Linked DNA regions of Homo sapiens: region 2 is linked to region 1. A link is an interaction called in ENCODE POLR2A ChIA-PET data of the cell type or tissue named here. Cell type or tissue: PC-9. All regions are shown on one strand.

The links. Peaks named below come from ENCODE experiments on the same cell type or tissue, not always from the same donor. Only the 100,000 strongest peaks of a DNase experiment are listed, where the experiment ranks them.
Region 2: POLR2A ChIA-PET joins it to region 1 with 6 read pairs; 11 of 35 experiments call an interaction of 5 or more read pairs at or near these places.

The regions. Positions count from the first base shown.
Region 1 is chr9:124,747,408-124,751,407 of GRCh38, reverse strand. The region is part of intron 1 of NR6A1 (nuclear receptor subfamily 6 group A member 1); the gene reads left to right. It overlaps LOC124900274 (a long non-coding RNA gene), which reads left to right. Exons shown (of 2, transcript XR_007061773.1): 1 at 1-4,000. Among named protein-coding and RNA genes, the nearest start is that of NR6A1, 22 kb to the left of the region's middle. In PC-9, no CTCF peak of the experiment used is centred here; no DNase peak of the experiment used is centred here.
Region 2 is chr9:124,855,594-124,859,593 of GRCh38, reverse strand. WDR38 (WD repeat domain 38) reads right to left here. Exons shown (of 9, transcript NM_001045476.3): 3 at 3,844-3,960; 4 at 3,636-3,733; 5 at 3,274-3,354; 6 at 2,994-3,125; 7 at 2,713-2,862; 8 at 2,183-2,230; 9 at 1,716-2,092. The coding sequence ends at 1,964. It overlaps RPL35 (ribosomal protein L35), which reads left to right. Exons shown (of 4, transcript NM_007209.4): 4 at 1,527-1,711. The coding sequence ends at 1,676. Among named protein-coding and RNA genes, the nearest start is that of WDR38, 4.1 kb to the right of the region's middle. RefSeq lists an enhancer at 1-126 and silencers at 767-1,049, 3,661-3,829. In PC-9, a CTCF peak has its summit at 3,443; a DNase peak (open chromatin) is centred at 2,293; H3K27ac peaks cover 1,889 bases.

The DNA.
Region 1 (4,000 bases):
TCTAGAAGAATTTTTACCATTTAAATTGTAAATCACACACACAAAAACTTAATTTTTCTCTCGTTCTTAGAGGATATGTTGAACTGTTTATGTTCTTGTTAGAAAGTTTTGGTCTCAACTGATTTCTTCGCTGAGTTGTGATTTAACAATTATATTGATGTGCAGTATTAGCCTAATTAGTACTTGGGTGTGACTAGTGTCTTTCTCTGAAAATTTTGTCGTTAATGGTTTGCCTTTCCTTTTTTCTTGAGCTGAAATTTATTGTGTGCCCACTGTGTGATAATTACATGCAGCAACCTTATAAGGAGAGTAACATTATTTTCATTTTGCAGATGGGAGGAACAACTTAAGTGACTTGGCCCCCTAAGTGGGAGAGATGGGACTCAGACCCAAATGTGTCTGATCCAGGGCTTACACTCTTGGAATCTGAGCACTAGCTTCTGGTAGAGGATACAAAGGGCCATTTGTACCTTAAGGAGTCTAGTATTTAGGAGACTGTGTTTTAATGGTAGATGCAAGAATTAAAGCCAGACTTCAATTTTAGCCGTGGAGACAAGTATGGTCTTTGAAAATTGCTTGTTTAAAAATCTTGACTTTTTTTTTCCTTAACTGGTCATGATTTTTATTTATTTATTTATTTATTTTTTTGAGACGGAGTTTCGCTCTGTCACCCAGGCTGGAGTGCAGTGGCGCGATCTTGGCTCACTGCAACCTCCGCCTCCTGGGTTCACGCCATTCTCCTGCCTCAGCCTCCCGAGTAGCTGGGACTACAGGCGCCCACCACCACGCCCGGCTAATTTTTTGTATTTTTAGTAGAGACGGGGTTTCACCATATTGGCCAGGCTGGTCTCGTTCTCCTGACCTCGTGATCCGCCTGCCTCGGCCTCCCAAAGGGCTGGGATTACAGGCGTGAGCCACCGCGCCTGGCCTATTTATTTATTTTTTAAAGATGCCTTTATGTATTTCTAAGGAGAAGAGCAAAGTCCAAAGCCAATTTGTGATGTTGGAGAAAGATGCTGTTGTGAGGTTTAGGACAAATCCTTGCCAATGGGGAGACAAGGAAGCAAAGAGACCCTTGCTTAAAAATGCTGGCCCTGGGCATGTGACATGGAAGCAGAACTCCATGTGGAATGGGAGAGACTTTTGATCCTTAATGCCTTTTAGGAAACAAAGCAAAATAGCATTAGGCTCTTAAATACTATTTGATACAAGATGAAGAGTGAATAATATAAACTAGAAACATGAGAGCCTTAACATGGTAGGGACTGAAAGTAACCAATGTGTCTATACAGTCTCAATTTCCAGGTCAGCTTGTATTAAAGTTTGCCTTGCTGACCTTACAAATACGTTCTTCTCATTTGATATCCTTAGTATTTACTTTTTGAATAGTATGGTCACTGTGACTTATTCAGGAATGTGAGGCATATTCAGAGAGAAGATTGTTAAACTCAGAACAGCTGTATACCAAATAATCATCTCTTACTCTGGAAGTCCAGTTGAGCTGTGGGGAAGTAGGGATGCAATTCTAACCTTATGTTTGTGCTAATGTATGTTAATGCTAGAAGAGGAACTTCTAAGCCTGTGGAACTTATAATAGGTATCAAAAACTGTAAAGAAACATGCGTTATGTAAGAGTGTGATTTTAGCGGGGCAGGGTATACTAGTATCTGTAGTGCTTTAACAAGCTGGTGTGATGGTGTGCATCTATAGTTCCAGCTACTGGGAAGGCTGAGGCAGGAGGATTGCTTGAGTCAGAAGTTCGAGGCTGGAGTGCATTATGATTGTTCCTGTGAATGGCCACTGCACTACAGCCTGGGCAACATAGCGAGACCTGTCTCTTAAAAAAAAAATACCGTATTTATTTTATTGATTGGGTGATCTGAGATCTGAATGGTTGACCCAAAGGTCAATTTTCACATGAATACTGCAACCTCATGAAGAAGCTGACCTCTCAGTAATAGCACTGGGTGATGACTTAGTAAAAGGTCCTATTCCCTAAGTGTGTGCAGAATGGAACACTTTCCCTAAAGCTGCTGCAAAGTGGTTTAGATTTTTTAAATTAAGAAGTCTTTTCTGAGTCTGTTTATATTTGTGTTTTGGAGGGTTTCCAATTATAATAATGGGTAACTCTTTTTTTTTTTTTTTGAAATGGAGTTTCACTCTTGTTGCCCAGGTTGGAGTGCAATGGTGCGATTTTGGCTCACTGCAACCTCCGCCTCTCGGGTTCAAGTGATTCTCCTGCCTCGGCCTCCTTAGTAGCTGGGATTACAGACATGCGCCACTACACTCGGCTAATTTTGTATTTTTAGTAGAGATGGAGTTTCTCCATGTTGGTCAGGCTGGTCTCAAACTCCCTACTTCAGGTGATCCGCCCGCCTTGGCCTCCCAAAGTGCTGGGGTTACAGGCGTGAGCCACCGCACCTGGCCAATAATAGGTAACTCTTACTGAACATTTGCTATATGCTAGGTACTGTTTTGAGTACTTATATTTATTTCATTTAATACTTACAACAGCCCTGTTAAGTTCTTTTTTTTTTTTTTTTGAGACAGAGTCTCGCTCTGTCGCCCAGGCTAGAGTGCAGTGGCGCGATCTCAGCTCACTGCAAGCTCCACCTCCCGGGTTCATGCCATTCTCCTGCCTCAGCCTCCCGAATAGCTGGGACTACAGGCGCCTGCCACCGCGCCTGGCTAATTTTTTTTTTTGTATTTTTAATAGAGACGGGGTTTCACCGTGTTAGCCAGGATGGTCTCGATCTCCTGACCTCGTGATCTGCCTGCCTCGGCCTCCCAAAGTGCTGGGATTACAGGCTTGAGCCACTGCGCCCGGCTTAAGTTAAGTTCTTTTGTTCCCATTTTTAGATCGGGGAAATGCCTATGGGACCACAATTAGTGTTTAAATCACAGGAATCCTACAAATGTTATTCCCTTTAAACAATTTCTCCTTTCTGTAAAATGGGGGCTACAGTGGGATGGAAGAGATTAGGAATGATTTATAGTTTATCCTTCTAGTTTTTTTTAAAAAATCTAAGAATCTTGATAACCCCTTAAGGGTTCCTCAAGTGTTAGCATTGTATGATTTGTACCCCCTATTATACACAACTGCAACTTTTGATAAACTCATGGACTTTAGAGCTGAAAAATGATGCTAAGAAAATTGATCTTTCACTGAGGAGAAAATCTAAGTACAGAGGGAGTAGATCACTTAGCCTTATACAAATGGCTTATTAATACTGAAGCAAGGCATCTTGCCTAGTATATCACTTTATTGATATCTTAATATTAGAAACTTGCTTTAACATCAAAGTTGGTATATTTGCATCTCTGTATAAAGAGAGTTTGCAAATAGGAATTTAGGTGTTATCCTTTTCAAGCTTTGGGGTGTTTCGAGGAAATAAGGTTGCAAAAAGTAGCTTTTCAATTGTTGGATTTGTTTATTTCTGTAATTTGGTGCTATTAATGTATGCTAAAAAGTTGAAAAGGGGAATCAAACAGGATTTTTGAGTGGATTAGGAAATTAAATTCCAGGAAGAGAGAGGAGCAGTCATAATAGTCTAGGATTATAGGGTGATTAGATGCCTTGAGCTTGATCTAGGGATATTTGAGAGAGAATGAAAATGTCCTGGTGATTGACTATATTATTCGAGGGGACTGTTGGGAAGGGTGGTAAAGTGGGAGCCCAGGAGGAGTCTTTGGGGATCTCTGGCTTGGGGGATGAGAGTTGGTGGTACCTGGAACCTGAGTGAAGAACACAGGAGAAAGAGGATTCAAAGAGAAAATAATAGGTTCAGTTTGACATGTTGAAATTGATGGAGCCTATGGGTTATTTATCCTGGTAGACATTGACAATAGACATTTGGATAGATGGGTCTGTGGTTCAGGAGAAGAGTCTCATCCAGAATTGAAAGTTTGGGGGAGAGGGGAATCATCAGTTGGGAAGTGTAAGTGAAAGTGTATGTGGATGAGACCATCCAACCTAGGATGAGAAGGTTGTGTGTGTGCT
Region 2 (4,000 bases), 110 kb before region 1:
GCACATGCATCCAATGTATTCTGAAGAATGGGCATAGGTGATTGTGGGGGCTGGCTGGGACTCAGGGCTCAGGTTGAAGCTGCTGTTCCCAGTGGGTACTTGGAGGGAGCCTCAGCCCTGTGCTTAAGACTTACAGCTGATTGGATCGGGCCTTCTGGGATTACCCAGGATAATCTCCCCTAAAGTTACCTGATGAGGGTCTTTAATTTCATCTGCAAAATGGTTCCACATCACTACCCAAATTGTGTTTGAATAACTTGAAGATTTGACACAAGGGAAAAGCAGCCATGGCTGATGAAGTGCCACAGGCCTATAACCCCAGCTACTGGGAGGCCGAGGCAGGAGGATGGCTTGAGCCCAGGAGTTAAAGTGTAGCCTGGGCAACATAGTGAGGCCTCATCTCAAAAAAATGAGAAGGGCCATAGTGTGGCTATGTTAGCTGTTCAGGGGACACTAGCACGTGTGTGGCAAAAGTAAACCTTTAATGTCAGCAGCTACGTGTGTGGCTAGTGGCTGCTCTGTTGGACAGCAGAACTCTAGGGGGTTAGCCAATGTGAAAAGGACGAATGCCCAGCCGATGCCAGCAGGAGTGAGGGATGTGGGAGGACAAAGACTTTCCTGCTTCCAAGTACCCTCCAGGGCTGGCCCTCATTGTCCAGGATCTTTCTGCAGTCCTCTGCCCACCTGCAGGGGCCTGGGGCCCTGTGACCTCAGAATCCCCCATACCATGGGCCACTTGTTACCTGTTCAGTCTTCCCCCACTAGGCTGGGACCCCTGAGCAGGGACTGGGTCAGATCCTTTGCCAAGCCAGCTCCCAGCACAGGGCCCAGTCCTGAAGGGGGCCCAGGGGACCTTTGCAGAACACAGGAGAGACCAGTGAGAGCTGCCATGGTCTAGAACCCCCTGCTGGAGAACAAGTGGGGCAGGAGTGGGAGCCAAGGATGGAAAGACAGATGATGGCTCTGTGACAGCTGTGGGCAGGGGCCCCAAAGCCGGAAGCAGGTGGGGCAAGTGGCCTTGGCCAGCCAGGCCTCTGAGGCTGGACGTTCATACAGGCAGCAGCTGGTGGGCCCTGCATACAGATGGACAGAGTACTGCCTCAGCCCCCAGCATGCTCTTGCTAACCAGAGCCGAGGTAATGGTAACTACCCCCGGGGCTTGGTGGGTGCTGCGTGCCCTGTACTAGGTTGTCATGTGACTGTCCTCGTGACTGGGAATCGGGCAGTGGAAGGAGCACTGAGTTGGGAGTCACTTGACTGAGATGCAAGCCCCGGCTCTTCCACAGCTTTGCCAAGACTTGGACACTCAGCCCAGTAGGTCAGCAGACTTACATGAAATGAGGATGGTCCCACCAGCCTTAGATTTGGGGGGATTAATTGAGTTAGTGACATGTGTGGCCTGCTGGCAGTCCCATGGTGGCAGCCTCCTCCTGAGTGGCTCTGGATGGCCCTCCCCAGCCCCCTTAGCTGCTGCAGTAGCTCCTCAGCCCTGGGTCCTTGGATTCACCCTGCCGTCTGTCTCCCAGGGCAAGAAGTACAAGCCCCTGGACCTGCGGCCTAAGAAGACACGTGCCATGCGCCGCCGGCTCAACAAGCACGAGGAGAACCTGAAGACCAAGAAGCAGCAGCGGAAGGAGCGGCTGTACCCGCTGCGGAAGTACGCGGTCAAGGCCTGAGGGGCGCATTGTCAATAAAGCACAGCTGGCTGAGACTGCTTTGTTTCCTGGCACTTCCACTGATTGGGTGGAGGTGGGTGGGTCTGGTTTTGGGGACCAGGTGTCTGATGGGTTCCAGCAAGCGTCCTGCCCACCACAGTTGTCTGCTCTGGTGGGGCCTGGAGAGTCCTGGCCATGGGGATCTGCTGGATGCCAGCACAGTCACTTTGCGTCTGTGGGGAGAAGCGGCATGCCTGTGCGCCACTGAGGGGAGCGGGTGAGGTCGGCACCATCTAAGGTGGTTGGTGTTAGGTTTGAGGGTCCCTGGGTGATTTGGACGTGCGGGATATTTGACGTCTAGTCTGATCGGCAGCTCCAGACACTAAGATTTTCCCATCTGGGGTGAAGGCACAGGTGTGGGCCACATCCAGGACTCCCTGCTAAGAGTAGAAGGTGGGGCTCGAGGCAAGTCCTGCCTTGGGAGAAGCTGTCCACAGCTTCCTCAGTGCCACAGCGCCGTGCCTTACCTTCAGGGTCTCAAGGCACTTTCCTGTGTTGCAGTCCCAGACTTTGACCTGGAAAAGGAGGGGGGCATGTCAGGAAGCCTCACCAGGCCACTGTGGCATCTGAAGCCACCTCCAGGAAAGTCCCAGACAAAATATGAGATGAGTCTTCGCCTGAACTCCTGACCTCAGGTGATTCACCTACCTCCACCTCCCAAAGTGCTGGGATTACAGGTGTGAGCCACCGCCCCCGGCCCAAAAAACATCTGAACCTCTTGGTGTAGGTTTTGTTTGGAGGCTGTATTTGAAATTTCAGAGCAGGAGTTCCCTTTTGCCTGATGCCATTTGGGTCATGGAAATGTCAATGCAACTACCAATGGGCCAGCCCTAACCTTGGTGCTGGCCATTAGGAAGAGAGGCTGGCACCCAGGTCCTGCCCTTGCCCCCTCCTAGCTAGGGCAAGTGGGGATGTGGGCATTTCTGGAGTGAGTGCTGAGGGCTCCTGGTGGGGTGAGGATGGGTAGGTAGGAGCAGGATGGGCCCGGGGTGGTTACCATGCGGGAATAGCCGGCGCTGGCCAGCCACAGCTCGTCGGGAGAGAAGGCTATGCTCTTCACCCAGGTGACATGGCCCTTCAGTTGGATAAGCAGGCTGCTGGTTGTGGGCTTCCAGATGTGGATGGTCTTGTCCCAGGAGCCGGATGCCTGGACAGCAGACAGCTCTGATCCCCAGGGTTTGGGGCCTGTGAGCTCACTGGGCCCCTAAGTGGCCTGGGACCCTTAAGGGCCTGGCTGCCAGCAAGGGACCAGCCTGGAACCCAGGACACCCCACTTACCAGGAGGCCGGATGCTGAATAGCACAGGCAGCTGATGTTGGCACTGTGTCCCTCTAGCGCCTGGTGGGAGACTGCTGGGGTCACCATCCGCAGGTCCCAGATGTGTACGGTGGAGTCCCAGGAGCCGGTGGCCTGCAGGCAGCTTCTGTGAGTCTGGCCCAGCCAGCTCTCCACCCACTCTGCATCTAGGCGGGACCCAGAGTCCATCCCCTTCCCACCACTCAGCTCCAAGTGGGTATGGGGCCACTGAGGTGGGGCCCAGGGCAGAGGGTAGGCTCACCAGGCAGTTCACCGTGGGTGAGAAGTCGCTGCTCTGGATGGAGTCACGGTGCCCAACTAAGAGGCGCAGCATCTGGCCGGACTAGAGAGAGCCCTGAGCTGCAGAAGGCAGCAGAGGGCAGCCGGCTACCTGGCCTTGACAGTCCAGGAAAGGGGGACCTCGTGCAAAAAGCCTGAGGGCTGCTGTGTGCAAGGAAGCCTGGAGAGGCGGCTGTGGCCAGGTGGGGGCAGCCTTGGTTGCCTGCTGTGGGCATGGGCCATGGGAACCAGTGGAGGGTTTGAGCTGGGAGGGCAAGACTGGTGACATCCTCTCTGGAACTGGTCCTTGAATCCCAGACTGGTGGCCCCAGCCCCTCAACGTACCTGCACATCCCAGAGCATCACCCGCTTGTCCCAGCCACCTGATGCCAGCTGTCTCGAGTCAGGGCTGAAGCTGACCGTCTCCACACTCCGTTGGTGACCTGCAGGCACCAGCCCGGGGTCGGGGAAGGTGGAAAGGTGACGTGACACAGGACACAGCACCATCTGAAAGGGAACGCTGGCCTGGCTGCTTGGCTCCCAGCTCACTCACCCTTCAGGACCCGCAGACACTTCGCTCTTGCCACATCCCACAGGCGGACAGTGCAGTCACAGGAGGCGCTGGCGAAGAGGTGGCCATCAGGGGAGAAGCGGCAGAACTTCACGGGGCCTGGGCGGGTGGCCACAGTCAGGGGACAGAGCACTGCCCG